Regions from separate parts of the Homo sapiens genome. Here region 1 is linked to region 2. The links are chromatin contacts, found by Hi-C in ENCODE. All regions are on one chromosome and are shown on one strand. Each heading gives the region's core, a stretch centred on a gene start or an enhancer-like site at or near the end of the contact. The rest is flanking DNA. Distances are from core to core; before and after follow the strand shown.

Region 1 (3,988 bases), core at 306-2,805, 780 kb after region 2:
ACTTTAAGAGATTAGTATTATTGTGGCTTTCCCTTTGACAAATTGCGGGGCCCTCATTTCCCCATGTCACTGAATGTTCCCGGGAACCTGCTTTCTGCGTGGGTAGTGAGGAAATGCAGTGCCAAAAAGGGTGAGGGGAATTTCCAGCTCAGCCTAGCCCTTAGTTTGCTATGGGGCTTTGCTTTAGAGGTGGAGAGAGAAAAACCCTTTCTTGCCCAGGCCCGGGTGGCAGGATAAAGGAAGAGCTGGCTCCACAGGGGGGTGGCCAGCCACATCCCACGCATCCCCTGCCCCAGTGAAGCGAATCTCAGAAGTATGAAAAACCCCAGGTGGGATGACAACGACATCATACTCTCTAGAGGAAAAGAATGTAAAGAGACAAAAACGATGGTTGCAATGGGGCAGGGAGGGCACCCTGGAGGAGACACTAAAAATATTCCCAAAGACGGTAAACTCAGAAAAGTCACATATTGAAGAAGTTAGGAGAGTCACTTCTGAACTCACCGGCAGCCCAGGGCTGTAGCCGGGATGGCAAAGGGGGCAAAATGCGATCATAGGTGCTGTCGTTTGTGGTCAGGGTTAGGGGAGAAGGAGGAGGACAAAACAGTAGGCTAAGGAAGCTAGGTGGGCAGGAAACGTCCTTTTCAGCCCCGCAGGAGACACCAGAAGAGGTGGGACCCAGAAAAGGCCAGCCCCGCTGCTCACCCCCTTCACCTCTCACTTCTGCCATTTCCGGAGTTCTCTCCCTGCTTGGCCTGTCATGCACCTGTTTACCTCTCCAGAGGTAGTTGCTCTTTCAGCTTCAAATATTCATCAACCAGAGAAATTTAAAACAGTGCAAAACACCAACACAAAACATAAACATGCTCTTTAAGAATGTTTTTAGCTTTTTTTTTTTTTTAAATCCACAAAAATCTGATCTTCTTCCAAGGCAGATGGACCAGCCTCACTTGGCTGTGAACCGTGAAGTTTGCTGGCAGCATATACATATCTCTGGCCTTATGAGGGCTCACCCTAGCGTCACCCATAGCACCCTGCTTTTATTGTCAGTGTTCCCTTATATGTTCACAGTCACTGGAAATGATCAACACAATTAGATTTGCTTCTTTTGCCCCAGAACAAAGCGGGTTTGTTGATGTACTGAATCGGACACATTACTTTCTAGCTGAACACTCAGCTTCATCCACTCCAGGACAGCTGAGCGTCTGGGTGAGTAATTTTTCCGAAGAAATGTACTATAGCTAGATTCACCTCCATAGGGTAATTTTCCTGGGCTTTTGCAGATCTGAAACATATGGAGGATTTGGCTAAAAAGCATCCCTTTTCTTCTACCTTCTCTATGCCTCTCTTCTGAAAATGCCCAGTACTCAGATCTAAAAGAACCACCCACCTGCCCTATAGCTGCCTTCCAGATTCTGCCTAAGAAGGCACAAACATCTATAATAAAAGAGACAGTTTCATCTTTTGGCCCTAAGCGTTGTTCCCTTAAGGCAAAGAAGGACTTACCCCCACCGCCTTGCTGTGGGTCTGTCACTCATGCCTTCCCCAGCCAGAGTGCAGCTCTCATTGCCTGCCCCGCAGCTCCCTGTGTGCTGGGAGTCAGATTACGGCCACTTGTCTGATTGGGTTTTTGGAGTGTTAGGGGTGGAAAGATTCTGCACCATGTGGCAATCGCTAAGTTATATTTGAACTTGAAGTAGCTTTTCTGTACCTGATCACTGTAGACACAGGGCATTTCAGGAATGCAAAAACATTTACTTAATTTTTTTTTTTTTGAGACAGTAATTTTTGAAAATGAGGATTTCCTTAAATCTTTATTTGAATTCTTTCTACCATGAAGAATTGTTCAGAATTTGTCTTGTTTGGTTATATGTTGTAGTTGAAATTGGGCAATTATTAGAAAATGAATTTGTATAATCCAGCAGTTAACATGAATTTAGATAGAGACTTCAGTGCATTTAGTTTTTAGCCAATGAATTCTGTTTGAAGTTTTTGATCTGAGAAGAAGCATTATAAGAACAATATATAACTGCAGCTCCATTTATAGCACAGGCAGCACTGATTTGGACAATAAAAATAAGGAAACATAGGAAATACAGGAAAAAAGACTGCTCTAGGGTGCTCACCTGACTGTTACATTAATAATCTGGGGATAAGAAGTAGCAAACTTAAAAAATATCAAAGTTGGATGGGGACGAAATTATGGGGAACTGTAGGTAAATTTAACCTCTGGAAACTTAGGGACAGGACTGATTTTATAATTTACTGGTCCCAGTGCAAAATGAATGCAGGACACCTTGGTAAAACACTATTTAAATTTCAAGATTGCGACAGCAGAGCATAAATAAAGGCTGGGTGCTCCTAAAGGCAGGACCTTGTGCAGCTGCGCAGGCTGCATGCTTATGAAGACGTCCCTGCCGAAGGAGTTTGGTGAACTCTAGAAGGGTCTAACCATTAGCTACCTGCATCACCATCTCATTATTATTTTTTCTTTAAACAGATCTTAGGTGCATGGGATTGGAATAATCAGAATTCCTGATTTATGACACTCTGTCATCACTCGTGCATGTATGGCCCTCTTATTTTCTAATAGTTAATTATAATGGCTTTTAAATAATGTAATGAACATCTATGAACCCACCACTCAACCCAACATCTAGAACAATGATAATAACTCACATTACCTACGGATGCCTCCCTTTTCCCACTTTATATTTCAGATTGGATTATTTTTTTCCAGAATGAAGTATGACAAGAAAGAAATACATGAGAGAAGAAAGACTGTTATACTTTTAAATCCCAGTTACAGTTTTTTTGTTTTGTTTTCATTTGCGTACTTGAGACATGGGAATGGGTGAAGAGCTCTCATTAGAAAGAGGAATTCAAAATTTGAGTGTGACTTTCAGAGGAGCACTTTATTACTGTTTCAAGCATTCTCAGCTAACCAAGATTGAATTTAGATTCTTAAGAATATGGTTGCACACTTATTATTGTACATCAGTGGTTTCTACCTTTAATATGCTCCCTGAAAGTCAGAATAAATTCTGATGAGAGGGGCAGGGAGAATTTATATGAAGCCACAGAGAACACTTAAAACATTTCATATTGATTCTTAAAGCTGTTTACCATTTGGATTTTAGAATGAGATTTTTAAAAGGTGCAAAATGTTTGTTACAAATTGGAAAACTGTGAGTTTCTAGGCAGATGTGCTAAATGTCATTACTCTGACCCTAAGACATTTGAGTCAGAAGTATTTTGAGGGCTGTGAAGCTAAGGCACAATGTAGCCATGTTTAGGGGCTTCCTTGTGAATGAGTACGGTGGGCAGATCCTCAGGAATCTACAGAGTGGGGCTCTTTAGGGCTACCGGTCTGGTCGGTGGGTGGACATTTTCTAGGTCCACTCTTTACAGGTTGTCCTAGGCTTATTAGCATTCTCTGCACAGCCTCGGCAGTTGCAGTTACCATTTTACAAAGTGCCAGCAAAACTTGGTTACCACGGTTTCTCAGCCTCTTTCCCTGTTTTCTGGCTGGCTGATGCTTTCCAGGGCAGTTCCTAAGGGATGACTGTTCCCATCAAGGAAGGGGTCACCCTCATTGGCTCCAACCCCTACACTTATTAGTACTCTCAGCAGAGTAGCTTAAAATTGACCAGGGATTAACTCTTCACCTGCCAGAGGTAGTTTTTCTTATTAAGTATTGCTAATTAACCTTTTTGTACTTGAGCTGCTACTACTGATCTTCCTGTGATACTGTCAGCTCTATGCAATAATCAGCTACTTATCTGGCTTTTCTTTGGACTAGGGGCAGAAATTTCCCACACGATTGTCTGTGGCTTTGTATGCAGAATGCGATAATGAAGGAAAGCAGCTATAATGTGCTTGTAGTGGTGGTGGACCACCAGGAGGTGGGAAGCTCTGGTGAACATGAGTAATACCTTCTACATTGAAATGTTTTGATGTGGACCTGGATCCAAGTGAGAGTTGGAAT
Region 2 (3,969 bases), core at 150-2,649:
CTATAAAAAAAAAAGAAAAACTCTGGACTTTTCCTGTGTACAAAAATAAAAAAGGTGAGCCCTCCAGAAACGCAGTTTTGCGTGAGTGCGTACTTGGAGCTGTTTGCCAGGCTGCAGACTTAACTCAGAGCACTATATGAAAGCACTGCATTTCCAGGCACTGCCAAGCCCGTTTGTTCATAAAATAAAGCAACAGTTGGGCAAATGTCAAAAGCCACACTACGAAGAACCTGACAGTAAACAGAAACCGATTAGCATAATCTACGTGGTCTGAGTGGTACTAAAACTTGACCTTTTTTTCTATTTTGATCTTTGCTACACAGCATAAAACAAAACAAAAATATTTAAAGTAAACTGCTAAATACAGCAGCAACTTCTGAAAGTCTAGGTCAGTAAAATTTAGAATGCTGCCTTGCTTGCAGGCAACAAGGGGTAGAGGACAATAAAGAACCTTTGTGTTCCGACTGGCAGTAACACAGCAGCGACTGCAGCAGCTCTATCCTTTAAAAAGGAGGCAGCTCCCTGTGTATTTATCACGACTTACATTAACTGGTCACGACAGTCTCCACCATTAGACTGTAAGCTCCAGGAAGGCAAGGACCATGACTCACCACAGTAGCCTCAGCGCCTAAAATAGGCGCTCAATAAATATTTGCTGCAGAATAAATGAATAGGCGGCGATGCAGAAGGGAAGAAGAGGCTCTGGGGACAACCCCAGAGTCCATGGGGACCTTCCTTGCCCGCTCCTCAAACTCTATACTAAGGTTCCCTCCAGCGTTCCCCAAGTCCTCCTGCGAGCTCCCAAACTCGGCTGAGTTTGCAGGGCGGCGACCAGCGCACCGACTTCCCCTCTGCCTGCCGCGACCCGCGGTGGGGTCCGCACGAAGCAGCCGCGGCACGCGGGGCGGGGCGACGCCAAAGTAACTCCGGAGCAACGCGCGGGGCCGCCGGTCCGACACACGCCCTTCCCTGAGCGGCCGCCGCCGGGCGCACGCGCCCCGCAGCCCGAACGCCGCCCCATCCCTAGAGAAATCAGGCGGCGGCTGTTTGGGCTTTTGTGTCTGTAGAAAAACGCGTAAATGCGTGAAAGACTCCGAGAAAAACCGGTTCACCCTCTTCCGCCACCCACTCAGGCACAGCCAGCAGTCCGTGTTCCCAAACACTGCTGATTCCCAGCAGGCCCGCCTCCGCCTCGGCCCGGTCGACTCCGGGCCCGGCCCTTCCCCCCGCGTCTGTCTCTCCCAGAGGCGGTAAGGGCCTGGCATCCGCAACCCCGCGCGGTTTCACCTTCTGAATCGCAGCGGGAGTGATCTCCCCCTTGCCTCGCTGCCTCGGGGCCGCGAAAGCCACAGACATGTTGCCGCCGTCACCACTATCGGCAAGTCCCGAGCGCTCCGGGTGAACGGCAAACTGGGGGAGAGACGCCGGCCTCTCGGGCTGAACCACCTCGGGAATGCGGGGAGGGGGGATGCTCCGGGGCCAAGCGGACGGGCGGCGGGGCAGGCCTGAAGGAGGCACTCTGGCCAGGGATGTCTCGCTTCTGCGCACTCTGGGGGACCCCTAGCCCTGGCCGAACTTTCTTGACCGTCCCTGCATCCCCCGAGCTCTCCTTATGGGCACCCCCTGGCCCTTTGCGCTAATGGTAGAGTCGCGCCCTAGTCCTCCCTCCGCTTCAGCGATTCAGGAAATGGTCCCGCCGCCGCGGGAGAAGGAGAGGCTGGGGCAGCCCCTGTCACAGGAAATGCGAGCGGCCCAAGCCGGCCCGCCCCCTTCGCGCCGTGGCAACTTGCCTCCCTCTCCGGCCCTCTGAAGCGTCTCCCCGACTGTGTTGCAGAGCGTGCCCTAGACCTAGTTCAGTTTTTCCAACTTCATCCTTACTTACGCCTCCTGGCAAGAGTGGCCGCCCCGAGTTGTCCCGGCAGCCCGGAGAGGGGAGGGAGGTCAAGACTCGGGAGTTCGTGCAAATCCGTGGAGCATCTGCCGAGATAGGGCAGAGGTGGAAGGACAAGGTGAACGCGGATTCGCTGGTTTAAATGGCTCGGCTACGCCCCAAATGCGCACCTCCGAGTCCACAGTCTCGCACGCACGCACAAAGTCGTGCCTAACAATTGGAAAGTAACCCTGACCCGAAACCGGGACACCAAGGTTGTGTCCAGTGCTCAGGGGCAATCGGCCAGCTTGGCTGGAGCGGACAGAGAAGAGCTCGCCTCTTGGGACAAACCCTTAGCAGGAAAGTGGGTCGATTTCGTCTGACTTGGCTTTTTGGAATTAAGTTGTGAAACAGGGCATCCTCACTCTCTGTTTTTTAAGAGAGTACTTACTTAGTGCCTTGTAAATTAGGCCCAAGCTGCCAGGCTTCAAGTCAGTGTAAGGGAAAAAGGCAAAGTTTTCAAATTATGGAAGGAACACGGACAAATGTGGGTTTTGTGTTGCCGTGGGGTTTTAAAGTATTCTGTAAATTTAGACTTCCATATAACACAAAGGGAAAGTTTATATAAAGTGTTACCCAACGTTAATGAATAATAAAAAATATTTCCATTTTTATATAAATTGGAAAAATAAAGAAAAAATACATTATTTTAAAAATTTAATCACTTGAGGCCAGGAGTTTGAGACCAGCCTGGGCAACAAAGTGAGACCTCTGTCTCTACAAGAATTTTAAAAATTGGCTGGGTATGGTGGTGTGCACCTGTAGTTCCAGCTACTAAGGAGGCTGAGGTGGAAGAATCACTTGAGCCAAGGGGGTGGAGACTGCAGTAAGCCATGACTGCCCCACCACACTCCACCCTGGGTGACACAGCAAGACCCTGTCTCAAAAAAAAAAAAAGAAAAATTAAGTATCAAATAAATGCTCTTCACAAAAATGTCAAGAATGTCATTGATTAAATGCATTGTTTGTTAGGCTTTATACTGGAAACCTAGGGTACGATTGTGAATAAGCTGGACATGGAACCTCCTCTCAAGGAGCTTATACACTAATGGGACTAACAGACCAGAAACAAACAAATATGTATATATGCAAAGTCCCAAGAAAAACTAGCCAAAAAAAAGGGGGAGGAACTAACAGAATGACAGGAACACTTACATGAGTTAGTGTGAAAAGTCTTCCCGATTATATTTAAACTGGGACCTAAAGGATGAAGACTCAAGCTGTCATAAGAATAAAGGGAAGAAAGTTTATGCTGCTACTGACAGTAATTACTCTTAAAAATTTAATTGTTATCTTTCACTATTGTAAGCCTTGAAGAAAACACTCTGGTATAGCTGGACTTAAGGTAATCACACCAAATTGGAAAACTGTCAAATTTGGAAACCAATACTTGTCTACCACTATCACTGTGCACTCAACACCTAGCATGCAGAGTCATGTCTCAATGCTTTACACAAAAGTACCTTAGTACTTAGTAGCTAAGAACAGTATTTCAATAGGAAACATGAATCGTAAATAGTCCTACTGCTCCAGTTCTGTGCATTTGGCAGATAGCACTGAAACTTCAAAGGGCAACATGAACCAGTAGGAACACTTGTCTAATTTCCATATCCCAGCAAAAAAATAAGTAGTCCAAGGGGGCTTCTATTCCAGGGAGGCACCTGGAGCTAGTTACCTTCTTTATTTAAATTACAGCTCCCCAAAGGTGAGAAAGGGAAATCCACTGAAAACAGGTTACAGTTGGCCTGAGATGTTTATTTCTTCAGAGTAGCAGGGTAGGGCCCAGAGAACCCATAGCCTGCAGGCATGGATAGCCACAGTCTTTTCTGTGACACCATGTATGCCATAAAGATACCATTATTTTCTGTGTCTGATCACATGAAATCAGTTGAAAAGCATTGTTCTATAAGTCCAGCCAGAAATACAAATGATCTCCTTGAGAGAGGATACTTAAAAAGAACTACTTCACCCTCAAGCTTCCTTGCTAAAACCCAATCAATCCAATCAGTTAGCCTGACCTGGAAAAATAGAAAATTCGG

Evidence for each region. Hi-C counts contacts between places; a loop is a spot of excess contacts on that map. Pooled maps may share reads with other maps.
Region 1: a loop to region 2 is called in a pooled map of gastrocnemius medialis, with 4 times the contacts of the local background. The contact joins the promoter of AQP4 here to the promoter of SS18 in region 2. A Hi-C loop is called at or near these places in 1 of 50 pooled maps.

What each region holds. Positions count from the first base shown.
Region 1 is chr18:26,864,152-26,868,139 of GRCh38, forward strand. AQP4 (aquaporin 4) reads right to left here and starts at 1,556. Exons shown (of 5, transcript NM_001650.7): 1 at 1,507-1,556. The coding sequence starts at 1,538. It overlaps AQP4-AS1 (AQP4 antisense RNA 1), which reads left to right and starts at 1,157. Exons shown (of 8, transcript NR_026908.1): 1 at 1,157-1,209.
Region 2 is chr18:26,089,214-26,093,182 of GRCh38, forward strand. It overlaps SS18 (SS18 subunit of BAF chromatin remodeling complex), which reads right to left and starts at 1,400. Exons shown (of 11, transcript NM_001007559.3): 1 at 1,288-1,400. The coding sequence starts at 1,356. RefSeq lists an enhancer at 1,735-1,854.